Regions from separate parts of the Homo sapiens genome. Here all the other regions are linked to region 1. Evidence: chromatin loops called from intact Hi-C (ENCODE). Cell type or tissue: heart left ventricle. All regions are shown on one strand.

Evidence for each region. A loop is a pair of places that touch in the nucleus more often than their neighbours do. Peaks named below come from ENCODE experiments on the same cell type or tissue, not always from the same donor. Only the 100,000 strongest peaks of a DNase experiment are listed, where the experiment ranks them.
Region 2: a loop joins it to region 1, with 11 times the contacts of the local background. A loop is called at or near these places in 19 of 110 quality-filtered maps.
Region 3: a loop joins it to region 1, with 2.4 times the contacts of the local background. A loop is called at or near these places in 3 of 110 quality-filtered maps.

What each region holds. Positions count from the first base shown.
Region 1 is chr2:5,689,530-5,694,529 of GRCh38, forward strand. SOX11 (SRY-box transcription factor 11) reads left to right here and starts at 2,855. Exons shown (of 1, transcript NM_003108.4): 1 at 2,855-5,000. The coding sequence starts at 3,193. The coding sequence ends at 4,518. It overlaps LINC01248 (long intergenic non-protein coding RNA 1248), which reads right to left and starts at 1,589. Exons shown (of 5, transcript NR_110580.1): 1 at 1,446-1,589. It overlaps LOC124908052 (a long non-coding RNA gene), which reads right to left and starts at 1,434. Exons shown (of 2, transcript XR_007088653.1): 1 at 1-1,434. In heart left ventricle, a CTCF peak has its summit at 2,228 (motif pointing left); a DNase peak (open chromatin) is centred at 2,917; H3K4me3 peaks cover 3,272 bases; H3K27me3 peaks cover 3,835 bases.
Region 2 is chr2:5,913,067-5,918,066 of GRCh38, forward strand. No RefSeq gene overlaps it. Among named protein-coding and RNA genes, the nearest start is that of SILC1, 17 kb to the right of the region's middle. In heart left ventricle, CTCF peaks have their summits at 2,477 (motif pointing left) and 3,180 (motif pointing left); no DNase peak of the experiment used is centred here; H3K27ac peaks cover 1,836 bases.
Region 3 is chr2:5,512,787-5,517,786 of GRCh38, forward strand. No RefSeq gene overlaps it. Among named protein-coding and RNA genes, the nearest start is that of LINC01248, 180 kb to the right of the region's middle. In heart left ventricle, no CTCF peak of the experiment used is centred here; no DNase peak of the experiment used is centred here.

The DNA.
Region 1 (5,000 bases):
TAATTATGATATACATTCAGTGGCTTAAAAAACAGTAGACCTATTTCCATTTTACTAAATTAGGTTTTCAAGAGGTGCATTATTAAAGGCTATATTTTCTATTTGGTAGCCTAAAATTTCTCTAAATAGTTGGTTACTGTTAATGGCGCAAACATCTGTTTTCAGAAGTAACTATTATTCCTGTAAGAAGCATGCGTACTCTCAAACATGTTCCCATATTTTTTTTTAAATGCTATACTTATTTAAAAATTTTCCCTTAGGGAGCAAAAATAAAGTATACAGATTATCATTTTTTTCATTCCTCACTCGACTACGTCTAACAACATTAAGTATGTGGGGTGAGTCCATGCTACAAAATAGCAATCTAGTTAATCTCTTGTGAAAATTGCCTGGCCTCTCCTACATGACAGGGGGGATTCAGCTGTAGCACCCGCCTGTGCCGCCTTCAGTGCCTGCTTTAGCAATCCCAATCTTTGCTTTATCTTCTCCAACAAACGGCTCATGTTGCCTTGAACAGAAATTATATTTCTTGTTCGAAAGAGCAGATTTTAACTTTTATTTCCTCTAAAAAGATCGCAGCGCTATGAGAATAAAATCTATTATTTTTCACTCCTACTATATTCAGATCATTCTCATTTTAAAGCTAAGCATGATTTTTGCTATAGCGTAAAGATAGCAAATCAATATGGAATTTGCCAAAGATTTTCAAATGCATTCTCTTTCCGAGGCCCAAATGGTAGGTGCCCTCACACTTTGCAAGCAAATAATGAAGCTGAGCTGAAATATTTCAATCCTTTTCTCTAGAGTGTGGATTTGTCCTGCAGTTGTGGGGAGGTGGGTGTAGGTTCACCTTGTGCTCCACCCCACCCTCCCTCCGGTGGTGTTCCCAATAGCTGAAAAACGTGTGAGCTGTAAGAGAAAAACAAGACCTAGTGCTCGCCGTGCGGGAGTGAAGATGAGTTTTCACACACTGCCTTGGATTTTATACATCTCCAGACTTTAAGTCACCCAGTATGAATGACTGTAAATTCTTTTGGTTCCTATGGCCCTGGAAAGAATAAATTGCCAGCATTATCAAGATTTAAGTTGGTCTGAATATTCCAAGTATTCGATGCAGTGTTTTTCTTTAGGATGAGTCGGGGAAGTGGGGGACGGGGGCGGGAATGGCTTATCGCAATGGCGGTAATTTTTTCAAATCATGATCTGTGTAAAACACGGTATTATTTTATGATATTAGAATCCTCAGAGAAGATCCAATACTTAAGAAATGTAGTATTAATTGCAGGAGGGCACCTGAAAGGAAGCAGATTCGGATAATTTTCCCAGTCCTACACGGCTGATTTCTCTGGTGAAGGGATCCGGGCAGTGTCTTAGGAACTGCTCAAAGTTCCCAGATACCCAGTGCTGGGGGGTGTGGAGAAGGCGAGGGTGGCGACAGACCATACCTATGAAGCGGTGATTTTCTTTAATTGCCCCCAGAATATCCGTAGAGGTAGTAGGGACTCAATAAAGAAACACAAAGGAGACGAACACGGCACGATCGCCGGGGTCCGCGGCTGCTCTGCGAGGCCCAGCGCGCCCCAGGTCGCGGCTCCCCGGCCGCCAGCGCACCTTTCCATCTCCAGGGAAAATATTTAGACGGGAAACTCGAGTGCACCTTATTTTCTCTTTGGTTTATGAGTGACCCAGAAGGCTTCTAGCTCACAATCGCACGATTTCAGGACGAGGCTGCCGGAGAAGCGCTGGCGACCGAGGATGGGGGAAGGACAAAGAGGAAGAGGAGGCCTGGGAAGGAGAAAGGAGCGGCGGAGGGGCGGGGAGAGGACGGGGCGGGGAGAGGAGGGGCGGGGAGCAGAGGGAGAAGGGAAGGAGGGCGCCGGGCCCCTCGCAGGGACGCCGGGCGGGGCGCGGGCTTGCTGGAGCCTGCGGGACCCAGAGCCCGCTCCGGAGCCAGCCCTGGGAGTGGCCAGCTTGAACCCGAGGGCCCCGCAGACCGTTACTCCGGCCCCCGCCCGGGGCGGGGCGCGCGGGGGCGCGGCGCAGCCCAACCCGCACAGCCGCGTCCCCAAACACCACCGAGGAGGGAAAACAGACGGAGAAAAAGGACAAAACAGAAAAATGCAAAACGGGGGAGGGAGCTCACCGCCTCTCGAGCTTTAAATTGATTTCTTTGCCTTACAAAAAGGGAGAAAGGGAAAAGGAGAGCAGAGCCCACGTGCCGGGAAGGTTGCTGTCTTCAAGCGCCACCTTCCGTCGGCCAGGGCCGCCGCGGGGCTACCGGGCGGGCTCGGGGCGGCGACCCGGGGGAGCGGCCGAGCCCCGCGAGGGGCTCGCCGGGGAGCAGCTGCGCCCACCCCGGGGCAGGCCGGGCGCGGCTGACCGCGAGCCGGGCGGAGGCCGCCGTCTCAGGCTGGGCGCGTGCCCGAGTGTGTGCACCCGGGGAGTGAGCGCGCGCCGTCCGCTGTCGCCGTCGGGCCTCCCGGGGACTGGGCACAAAGGCGCGCGGGGCCTCTCCCGGGACCCGGTCCTCGGTTAGCGCCGGCGCCCGAACCATCCCGGTTCGCCCCGGGCCGCCCGCTCCCCGTGGTGCCGCGCGCCGCTTCCGAGCATCCCGGGAACAGGCGCATCTGTGCACACACGCGGATTTTTTAAAAATAACATATTTCTAGACATGCCTCCTCTCCCCCCACCCCCATCTTTGCAAAGCAGCCCGGAGGGCGGGGTGGAGGGGCGGGGCCTCCGAGTTAATAAAGGAAGATGGGCGGAGCCGGCCCCCAGCCATTGGCTAGCTGGGGGAGTGATGTCACCCATATGACACCCTGATAACTAGTTGAGAGAGAGACCTCAACTTTTTGCAGAAGGAGCGCGCGCGCCTGGGAGAGCTCGGGGTCCGGCGCTTGCGGTAGGAGCCACGAGCCGGAGAGAGGGGTCCCGGGCTGCCTCGACCGCCGTCGCCACCGCCTCTCCTGTCGCGACCGCAGCTCCCACCGCGCCGGCGGCCGTCGTCGCCGAAGCCACCACAGCCGCTGTGTGCAGCCTGGAAGGGGGGGCGGGGGGGAGGGGGGGAGCCGCGAAAGCGGGGTGCCGAGGACTTTGCAACTTGCCCAGGAAGGTGGAGGGGTGGGAGGGGGAGGGGGACCTCCGCACGAGACCCAGCGGCCCGGGTTGGAGCGTCCAGCCCTGCAGCGGATCATGGTGCAGCAGGCGGAGAGCTTGGAAGCGGAGAGCAACCTGCCCCGGGAGGCGCTGGACACGGAGGAGGGCGAATTCATGGCTTGCAGCCCGGTGGCCCTGGACGAGAGCGACCCAGACTGGTGCAAGACGGCGTCGGGCCACATCAAGCGGCCGATGAACGCGTTCATGGTATGGTCCAAGATCGAACGCAGGAAGATCATGGAGCAGTCTCCGGACATGCACAACGCCGAGATCTCCAAGAGGCTGGGCAAGCGCTGGAAAATGCTGAAGGACAGCGAGAAGATCCCGTTCATCCGGGAGGCGGAGCGGCTGCGGCTCAAGCACATGGCCGACTACCCCGACTACAAGTACCGGCCCCGGAAAAAGCCCAAAATGGACCCCTCGGCCAAGCCCAGCGCCAGCCAGAGCCCAGAGAAGAGCGCGGCCGGCGGCGGCGGCGGGAGCGCGGGCGGAGGCGCGGGCGGTGCCAAGACCTCCAAGGGCTCCAGCAAGAAATGCGGCAAGCTCAAGGCCCCCGCGGCCGCGGGCGCCAAGGCGGGCGCGGGCAAGGCGGCCCAGTCCGGGGACTACGGGGGCGCGGGCGACGACTACGTGCTGGGCAGCCTGCGCGTGAGCGGCTCGGGCGGCGGCGGCGCGGGCAAGACGGTCAAGTGCGTGTTTCTGGATGAGGACGACGACGACGACGACGACGACGACGAGCTGCAGCTGCAGATCAAACAGGAGCCGGACGAGGAGGACGAGGAACCACCGCACCAGCAGCTCCTGCAGCCGCCGGGGCAGCAGCCGTCGCAGCTGCTGAGACGCTACAACGTCGCCAAAGTGCCCGCCAGCCCTACGCTGAGCAGCTCGGCGGAGTCCCCCGAGGGAGCGAGCCTCTACGACGAGGTGCGGGCCGGCGCGACCTCGGGCGCCGGGGGCGGCAGCCGCCTCTACTACAGCTTCAAGAACATCACCAAGCAGCACCCGCCGCCGCTCGCGCAGCCCGCGCTGTCGCCCGCGTCCTCGCGCTCGGTGTCCACCTCCTCGTCCAGCAGCAGCGGCAGCAGCAGCGGCAGCAGCGGCGAGGACGCCGACGACCTGATGTTCGACCTGAGCTTGAATTTCTCTCAAAGCGCGCACAGCGCCAGCGAGCAGCAGCTGGGGGGCGGCGCGGCGGCCGGGAACCTGTCCCTGTCGCTGGTGGATAAGGATTTGGATTCGTTCAGCGAGGGCAGCCTGGGCTCCCACTTCGAGTTCCCCGACTACTGCACGCCGGAGCTGAGCGAGATGATCGCGGGGGACTGGCTGGAGGCGAACTTCTCCGACCTGGTGTTCACATATTGAAAGGCGCCCGCTGCTCGCTCTTTCTCTCGGAGGGTGCAGAGCTGGGTTCCTTGGGAGGAAGTTGTAGTGGTGATGATGATGATGATAATGATGATGATGATGGTGGTGTTGATGGTGGCGGTGGTAGGGTGGAGGGGAGAGAAGAAGATGCTGATGATATTGATAAGATGTCGTGACGCAAAGAAATTGGAAAACATGATGAAAATTTTGGTGGAGTTAAAGTGAAATGAGTAGTTTTTAAACATTTTTCCTGTCCTTTTTTTGTCCCCCCTCCCTTCCTTTATCGTGTCTCAAGGTAGTTGCATACCTAGTCTGGAGTTGTGATTATTTTCCCAAAAAATGTGTTTTTGTAATTACTATTTCTTTTTCCTGAAATTCGTGATTGCAACAAAGGCAGAGGGGGCGGGGCGGGGGAGGGGAGGTAGGACCCGCTCCGGAAGGCGCTGTTTGAAGCTTGTCGGTCTTTGAAGTCTGGAAGACGT
Region 2 (5,000 bases), 220 kb after region 1:
TATTCTATGAGAGGTCTCTGAGCTCAAAAACCCTCGCAAACATCAGTGGCCCGGCTGGACCTCTACCCTGCTACCCAGATGGCGACCTAGTAGGAGACCACCTTCTGAGTCAGCCAGATCAACCTTCTTCTTGTTGACAAATACTGAGTAGCCACTCCATGCCAGGCACTGAAGATACAAAAGTGAGCAAAACCAACATAACCTTTGTGTTCTCATGGTGTTTCCATTGTAGAGGGGGATGCAGACATTGTTCAGTAATCACTGTAAGAGTGTGTATTAAAAGTGATATAAGGCCGGGCATGGTGGCTCACGCCTGTAATCCCAGCACTTTGGGAGGCCAAGGCGGGCAGATCATGAGGTCGGGAGATGGAGACCATCCTGGCCAAAATGGCGAAACCCTGTTTCTACTAAAAATATAAAAATTAGCTGGGTGTGGTGGCGCATGCCTGTAATCCCAGTTACTCAGGAGGCTGAGGCAGGAGAATTGCTTGAACGAGGGAGTCAGAGATTGCAGGGAGCCAAGATCGCGCCACTGCACTCCAGCCTGGTGACAGAGCGAGACTCCATCTCACAAAAAAAAAAAAAAAAAAAAAAAAAAAAAGTGATATAAAAGATCCAAATAAATCCTATGTGTCATATAATAAACTTGGCCTAGATTAGGCAATCAGGGAACGATGTCTAGGGGAAGTGATATTTGAGCCAAAATCTGAGGAACAGGAGTTAACTAAAGGAAGGAGGAACGTGAGTTTCCGGAGAGATGAAACAAACATATGCAGGGGAAGAACGTGACATCATAAAATCTAAAGGAAGGCCAGTAGGCTGGAGGAGAAATCCTGACGGGCAGAGGCAATGAAGTGTCTAAGATGCAATGTGGGAGCCAGGCTGGTCCACTTAGGGACTCAGGCCGGGAAAGAGATTCTGCCCCTGAATCTAAGTGATAATGAAGAGGCGCTGTAGGTTTTAAGTTGAAGGTTAACTTAGATTTGAATTTGAAAAGACCAATTTGGCATTCACTTTCCTAGATGCAACCAAACAGTTTTTGAATCAACTTTTAACTTACACTCCTTAGGTAGGCAATTTTCAAACAATCTTCAAGGCTTGGTGCTTATTTTGCATATAAATGGCTGGGCTAATTTGCGCTGCTTATAGCTTAGACCCAAAGGATGCTGGCCAACTAGGGTTTTCTGGCCTTTCTGTGCAAATGAGGCTCTTTCATTTCCTTGAAGAGTTGAGCTCATTGGGAAAAAGCCAGAAGCATCGACAACAGTCAAGGATGGTGTTTGGGGCAGGAGTTTAATTAACTAATAGGAAGATTGACAACAGATGTTGAGAACCTGCAACAGGGGGGACTTCAGATAAGGTACCAGAAATTCCACTTTCACCCTTGATAGAGCACTTAGCCACTTTGGGCTTCTGTTTCCTTGTTTATAAAATAGGATTCTTTCATTCATGCATTTGTTTTTTCTTGTTTTTAAATAATGCCCATTTACCAAATCTTGTGCTAAGCTCTGGAGATACACAAAATAAATAAAGTGTGGGGCCAGGCTTTAAGTCACGCACTGTCACTAGGGAAGAGAAGATCCAATCTTTAGTGAGCACTTACTGCATTCTGACAGTGTTTGGTACTTTCATATGCATTCCATTCTCTAATTCTTACAACAACCAGGGGAGATCATCAGCTTCTTAGCCGCACTCTTAGAAATAGGAAAACTAAGACTTAGAGAGAGGAAGTACCTAACCTAAGCTCAGGCAGATGGTAAATGGCAGAGCCAGCTTTCACACTCAAGGCTGTTTGATTCCAAAGCCCATGTTCTTTTCACTGTAACACACTGTAAGCAAGTCATTACAGAACCAAGTGATAAGTGTTTTAGAGGAGGTATGTACAAAGAATTATGGGAGCAGAGTGGGGCGAGACTAATAATAGCTTCCCTGATGTTTCATAGGGCCGTCTGGAGGATCACATGCACTAATGGACTTGAAAGTGCTTTGTAAACTAAAAAGTGCTATATAAATATAAGGGATTATTGTAACCCACATATCCGGATCTGCTATGTGAGGGTGCTGAGTAATTCTCAGTGTGAGAAATACATGCTTGGACTATGGCTATTTAATTCCTTCATTTCCAGGACTTTCTTGGCATTCACTAAACCACAGGGGTGGGTCTGGCAGCCAGCAATCTCACACATTCTAAATGGAAGCTGATGCCTGTCAGCTGTGTGGGGACATTCCTGGGTGCTGAGCGCTCAAATGGCACTCCAGGTTTTTATCTCTGAGCTGAAAGGGAAAGGATTGATTTAGCTTGGAGAGCTCCCGAGCAACTCTCCTCCCTCTCCTGCTGTCCAGAACCCAGCAGCCCCTAAGAAGGCCCTCCCAATGCCTCAACTCCCAATGATTTCCTGCTGGGACTGCCCACAGAAATAAGCTCCAGCAGGGGCCAAGCTGAGTCACCGTCTCCACCTTGCGGTGGGGCCCTGGGGAGAGGGATGGCTTGGAGACAGGGCCTGTTTATAATTACAGGGATTTTCCAGGCTACCCAGGATGGGGACAGGGTGGATTGTAAGCAGTTGTGCTCAGTAGCCAGGGAGTGACAATAGGGCTGTGTGACCCAACTTGGAGTCCACTAGGAGAAATGTGTGACCAGGCTAAGAACAGAGATCCTCCCACCGGCCAGTACTGTGGTTAGCATGGGCACTGCCTTTGTGAATATCTATCTATTCACATGGATGGGCATCCTTATTTTTTCTAAGTAGGAAGGCCTATCATCTTATTGTAGACTTAATTTTAAGGCCTCTCTAACTTACTAGGGCTCATGAAAACAGCTCATACTGCTGCCCCTGCTGGTCTCTCTGTCTCCTAAACATACAGGTTTGTATCATGAAGACTGGCAGCCCAAGGGTCAGGCCTGGCTCATGCAAGCTTTTCCCTCTCCAATGCCTCACTCCTCCAAGGCAAGTCACAGTAGGACAAGCACTGGGGCAGACTTGAGGACTGGAAGAGAGGCCGACTCGCCTCCTTGCTGTCTGTCCTCCTTCTCCTGCTCAGCCACACCCCTATCTCATATGCATGGGGTTTTCACCAGGCTCCCTTGTCCCACGAGTGTATTGACACAACCCTGCCTGTTCCTTATAGTCTGCAGAACAAGGATTAGCACCCTCGCCTCAAGGGGTCCCTCTGCTGGTGGAAATGACCCAGAAAGAGAAGGCATCAGAAGCCCAAGGAGAACCCTACCTTTTGGAGGAGCCATGGCTGCAATGAGGAGTTTGACAGTCCCACAAATATTAACCATGTCCCCACAGAAAGGAATCAGCAAAATCCGAGAAGCAGAAAGGCAGGAGAGATGAGAGCCAGGAGAGAATCATTCCTCATATTTCAAGAAAAGAGATAGCTTTAAGAAGAAGAGGTAGGCAGTGGTTAAATTTCGGATAACATTAAATAGGATGAGGCTCCACCGAAGTTAAACCACTGATGAGTTTTACAAGAATGATATCCAGAACCTGGTGGAGATTTCAACAAACTGAAGTGGGAAGGAAGCAGATATAGACTGCCTTCCCTAGAACTTTGGAGGTGATAAGAATAAAAGAGGAAAATCAGAGAGATCAAGGGTTCTTTTATTCATTCATTTTTAATATGGAATCTTTTCATCATATTTATTGATTGGCAGGTGGTGTAAAGAAAGAGATTTAAGGCATGTCGGAGATAGCATGTTTGGTTGGACTAGTGCAGTCTCAGTTCAGACCTGATGGCCCCCTATGCCTTCCCATCATAGCTTCCTTTTCCTCCGGTTTGGATGAATTATTACATGCTTAGAAGGTTAGAAAAATAAGAGAGATTGCATTCAGGACCTCGATGGAGGGGTGAGCCTTTGTCTAGTGGAAAGATTCTGTTTCCTCTGGAGAGGTAAACAAGGAGAAAAATACCAGTGAAGACATACAAATATTTTGAAATGGATGAGAGGGAAAGGAGGCCATTGATAGAGAATCATCAACTCATCATGCTGAGATGGTCTTTTGAGAGTGAGAAGGCAGGTCATTTTGCAGACTGAAAGACGGCAAGCAGGTGTGGGATAGATGAGAGGAAATATGCATATTGGTTAGCCCTCAGTTTATTTACCTGTAAGGTCCCTACATTAGCTGATACGGTTTAGCTCTGTGTCCCCACCCAAATCTCATCTTGAGTTGTAATTCCCATGTGTCAAGGAAGGGACCTGATTTGTGGTGACTGGATTATGGGGGCGGTTTCCCCCACGCTGTTCTTGTGATAGTGAGTGAGTCTCATGAGACCTGATGGTTTTAAAAATGGCAGTATTTCCTGTGCTCACACTTCACTTCTCTCACCTGCTGCCATGTAGGACATGCCTGCTTCTCCTTCTGTCATGATTATAAGCTTCCTGAGGCCTCCCCAGCCATGTGAAACTGTGAGTCAATTAAACCTCTTTTCTTTATAAATTACCCAGTCTTGGGTAGTGTCTTTATAGCAGTGTGAGAATGAACTAATATATTAGCCAAACTATTTATATTGCACAGCTTACCTATACATGCTACACTGGGTTCTTATATCCAATCCTAGAATGACCTGGTGTTTGGATTGCAAAGAGCCCTGTTTGGTAGGAATGTGCAGAGTCTGGGTGCCATCACTGCATGTTATTGTCTCTTGCCATATGCTACCTTTTACAAAGATAGCTGTCTCCTGCCATCAATAGGGCACATATGCTGACCACAATTTCCAGACTTTCTCAGCACTTATGTGTCATAGCTTCCTTGAGACATATAGCATGAGTTCGAGGCAGCTGGCTAGAAGCCACCCTAATGGCCCTCCTAGTTCAGTGTCACAGATTCTCATAAGGTGGGGCCGGGCAAAGGGAGAGGTGTTCTCATAGCAGGTTTCCAGAAGAGAAGCAGACATCAAGATGGATAATTCCCTAGGAGGATGATTATCTAGGATCCAGGACCGATTTTGATAAGAACACTGAGCTTATGTAGTTTTAAATTGCCCTAATTTCA
Region 3 (5,000 bases), 180 kb before region 1:
TAACAATCCATGAACATCTTTTCTTTTTTCTTCTTTGAGATGGAGTTTTACTCTTGTCACCCAGGCTGGAGTGCAATCACGTGATCTCAGCTCACTTCAACCTCCGCCTCGTGGGTTCAAGCAATTCTCCTGCCTCAGCCTCCCGAGTAGCTGGGATTACAGGCACCCACCACCACGCCCGGCTAATTTTGTATTTTTAGTAGAGACAGGGTTTCTCCATGTTGGCCAGGCTGGTCTCGAACTCCCGACCTCAGGTGATCCACCCACCTCGGCCTCCCAAAGTGCTGGAATTACAGGCGTAAGCTGCCATGCCCAGCCCAATCCATAGATTTCTCTCCTATATGTTTCTATCCATAGCCACTGTCTCTCGCTACTTTGGTTTTTCTCTATTGGTCTCACTTTGTTCTAAGAAATAAAAATAAAATAGTTTCCAAATGGCAGTATTATCCCTCCAAGTACCATCTCATATTTCATCTTCTTTTTATTTCAAAACCTCTGGACACACTTTCTCAGTGTCTTTAAGCACTTTTCCTTTTTTTTTTTTTTTTCCTAATATCTCATTGGCCAGGATCGTGGTGCTAGAGATGTACTAGTGTAGTCTTTTATTCTGAGTAGCAATGAGCTCAGCTTTTCCTGAGGAAGAAGGGGAAATTAGACATTAGGAAGCAACCAGATGTTTCTGTCATACTCTTCCACCACTGATGATATCTCCTCTGTCTCCAGATCTATGACACATTTTCCTCTTCTCTCTTTCGAGGATGTAGTTTAATAGTAGACACACTAAATATACAGGAATTACTTTGATGCAAGGCGGAAAACTAAAATTCATTAAACACAAGTTCTAAGTGCTATGAAAACACAGAAAGACCAGTGAGTTCTGATGCACGCCTGGGTAGGCTGGGATGAAAAGACCATCCATATGGTCTGACTTGGCTCTTCCAGAACAAAACACAGAGAGCAAATGATCATAATCGTGTGGCACCCTGTGAGTAAGTGGACAAGGTTCTTTATGACCAGAGACACCAAGCACAGGAACTCTGGCTTCTCCAAGGCCTGGAGGTGCTGAGGTCTTAACAAATCTGTAGCCCATATAGTACAATGCTTAGAAAACTACTCTAAACTTCCCCTAATGTAACACAACAAAACCTCCTAGGTACTGTTAAGAATTTGGAAGCAGTCCATCCGTTTTCAGACTAGGAATTAATTCTTACTAAGAAGTCTCCTCCTATGATATCCAGAAGGACACAGACACATATAACAGTGGCTTACGATTTGAGGGGACAAAATTTTACATCAGTATTATCATTTTAGACATGATGACTGAAGATACATGCATTTGGGAATCTTACAATTACCCAGTATGATGTATGATCTGAGGACTGGAGATCATGAATAAGTTGACCAAGACAGAAGCTTTGTGATGGAGGAAGCATTGAAACTCAGATGGTTTTGTGTTAAGTGGATGTTTTTCTACTCTGTCGCTAGGCTAGGTGCATGAAACGGCTGGGTGTGTGGGCTTTCAGATGGCATTTTTGGTGCTACCTCTACCAGAAAGCAAATCCAGAAATGCAGCAAGGATCAGATCTTCCAGGCCATGTAATGACATTGGCTTTAGCTGTGGCTGCTGTCCTGAGAGAAGCCTGTAAGCAGGGTGAGGGTATGGAGGGAGATCAGTTAACAGACAAACAAAATAATCCGGGAGAAAGATGATACTGCCCTGAACAATGGAGATAGTAATAGAATTTTAAGACGTTATCAGACTCCAGTTATATTTGAAGGTCGAACAAGCGGAATTTTCTGAATGAATGGATATATGGTAAGAGAAAAAAAAAAGACAGCAAGGGTAATCCCAAGGTTCTTGGCCTGAACAACTGCAGAGATGTTGTTTTTTACTGAGAATGGACAATTGTGAAGGAAAAAAAATAGTTTTGGATGTGTCATCTTTAAGATTCCTAACAGAGCAAAAAGGGAAAGATCCAATTAGAAATTGTATATACCAGCCTTGAGGTCAGGAAAGAAGTCTGACCTAGAGATGTGAATTTGAGTCATCACAACATGAAAGGTATTTATTTTAATTATTATTATTATTAGTTTTTGATGGAGTCTTGCTCTGTCACCAGGCTGGAGTGCAGTGGTGCGATCTTGGTTCACTGCAACCTCCGACTCCTGGGTTCAAGCCGTTCTCCTTCCTCAGCCTCCCGAGTAGCTGGGATTACAGGCACATGCCACCATGCCTGGCTAATTTTTGCCTTTTTAGTAGAGCCAGGGTTTCACCATGTTGGCCAGGATGGTCTTGATCTCCTGACCTTGTGATCCACCTGCCTCAGCCTCCCAAAGTGCTGGGATTACAGGTGTGAGCCACTGCGCCTGGCCACAACATGGAAGATATTTAAGTATTTAAGGTTCAATGAGATTTCCTAGAGATAAATGTAGAAAGAAGCAAGAGAAAAATCTAAGGCCCAAGCCCTATCTTTTTAGACAGTTAGATGTAGAGGAAGATCATGAGAAGTGGGCACAGTAGACTGGGAAGATATGGCTAGTGACCACAAGGAAAACCAGGAGTGTGGGGTGTTCAGAAAGACAGGGGAAGAAAGCGTCTCAGACAGGAGCAAACAACAGACTGTGTTGAATGCTGCTGGGAGATCAAATAAGATAAAGATGGGAAAATGGCCACCAGATTTAGCAATAAAGAGGACATTGATGACTTCAAGAAAAACCACTTCCTTGGAGTGGTGAGAACAGAAGCCTGATTTCAGAGATGTAAGATGGAATGGAATGAGAGGCAGTGCACACAGAGATGTAAACAGAATGTGAGGATTTTGGTGTTAAAAGTGAAGGAAGAAATGAAGCGGTAGCTGGAAGGGATGTGGAGTCAAGGTATAAAGAAATAAATCTTTTTTTTTTTTGATGAGAGAAATTACAGCATATTTGCACATGGATGGCATGATAATTGGAGAGAAAAATTGATGATTTTGTAAAAATATAGTGATGCCCATGATTAGACCAAAAGAGAAGGGATCTAATTCTGAAGAAGATAGCCCTAGACAGGAACATCGGGAAGTCATTTATAAGAGTAGGAGCTAAGGCAATTACGTGGTTTCATTGATGTGTATTGTAAGGATAGGAAATCCTCCTCTGATTGCTTCTATTTTTCTCAAGGATGTAGAAGGCAAGGCCATTAGCTGAGATTGAGGATAAAGGAGGTGGTACTGGTGGTTTGATGTGAAGGAGAAATAAGCTACTTATCCAGGAAAAGCAAAAATTAAGGAATCAGAAATACCCAAGGGTTGCTAGAAAGCACTGACAGCCTCAACGTGATGGTCATAATTGTTTTTTAATTTTTGAGACAGGGTCTCCTTCTGTCACCCAGGCTGGAGTACAGTGGCTCCATCAGGGCTCACTGCAGCTTCAATCTCCTGTGTTCAAGCAATTCTCCCATCTCTACCTGCCAAATAGTTTGGGATTACAGTTGTGTGCTATTATGCCGATATTATGCCCCAATTTTTTTTTTATAGACAGGGTCTCACTATGTTGCCCAGGCTGGCCTTGAACTCCTGAGCTCAAGTGATCTGTCCACCTCAATTTCTCAAAATGCTGGGGCTACAGGTGTGAGCCACTATGCCCAGCCCAAACATTTAGAAAGATCAGTCAGTATGCTTTTGAATTTCTCTACATCCAAGTTCAGCTTTTTGAGTATAAAGATAGAACAGGTAGAAACTTAGACTAGCGTTTTCATGAGCACCTCAGATGGCAAGAGAGAAGCAAGAGAGGGCTTATGTTGACTATAGAGTCTAATATGGAATCGGGAGGAAGTGAGAACCTGAGAAAGATGAGGGTCAGATAAAATGCAGTAGGAAGAGTTGATGGTCTATTCTGTTCATGTTAAATAATGGTTGGATTGCAGGAACTTGAGTAAGTGTGCAGAAGATATAGGAAATTAAGGGCATAGAATGGAATGCTTGAAACTGTGATAATGGAGGGACATAGTCAATGGTAATGACAAGTCCCAAAATGTGACCTTGAGAATGGGAGTCTGAAGTGGGAGGGAGTGCAAGATAATTGGAGCAGAGGATGCCAAAGAACTTAGACAGGGTAATGAAAAGGTCATCTCTGTAGTCAGTGCAGTTTCCAAGAATTATGGCAGAAGTAGTCCTGGAGGGAGGAGCAGGGAGCCAGGAGCCACAACTAGGAAAAGAGAATCTTCTGAGTGTTGGTAGATACTGCAAAAAGCAAAGATAGTGGTGGTGGGTATAAGCATCAGAGGTGGAAGGGGTTAGAGTGGAGAACCGGATACTCTGGAAATGGCAGTAAAAAGCAATGAATACATTGATCTCACCCCAAGGTCCAGCTGTGCAAAGATGTTGGAGAGAAAACAACCACTTTGAGATGACTGTGGGCATTGGGGGAAGGTAGTTGTAGACAAAGTTTGAAAACAATATTCAATATTCAAGGGAAAGTTTGAAGGTGTGGGCATTCTGTTCATGATAGACTTTAGTCTCAGGAGGTAGAGAAGGAATAAGGGAAGGATTTGATAGCTGAGGAAGCATGAGGGATGAAGTCACTTTAGAGGTGCACAGAGCTGTACAGCCCGTGTATCTTGGCCTTATGTTCATTTTTTTTTTTTTTTTTTTGAGACAGAGTCTCACTCTGTCACCCAGGCTGGAGTGCAGTGGTGCCATCTTGGCTCACTGCAACCTCCGCCTCCTGGATTCAAGCTATTCTTCTGCCTCAGCCTCCCAAGTAGCAGGGACTACAGGCGCAGGCCAACAAGGCCAACTAATTTTTGTGTTTTTAGTAGAGACAGAGTTTCACCATATTGGCCAGGCTGGTCTTGAACTCCTGACCTTGTGATTCACCCACCTCAGCCTCCCAAAATGCTGGGATTACAGGCGTGAGCCACCACACCTGGCCTTATGTTCATTTTTTACTTTTGGAGGTAACTAATATAAATAGATGAAGGGTACAATGGGATTAGTCCTGATGGTGTTTGAGACTTGCAA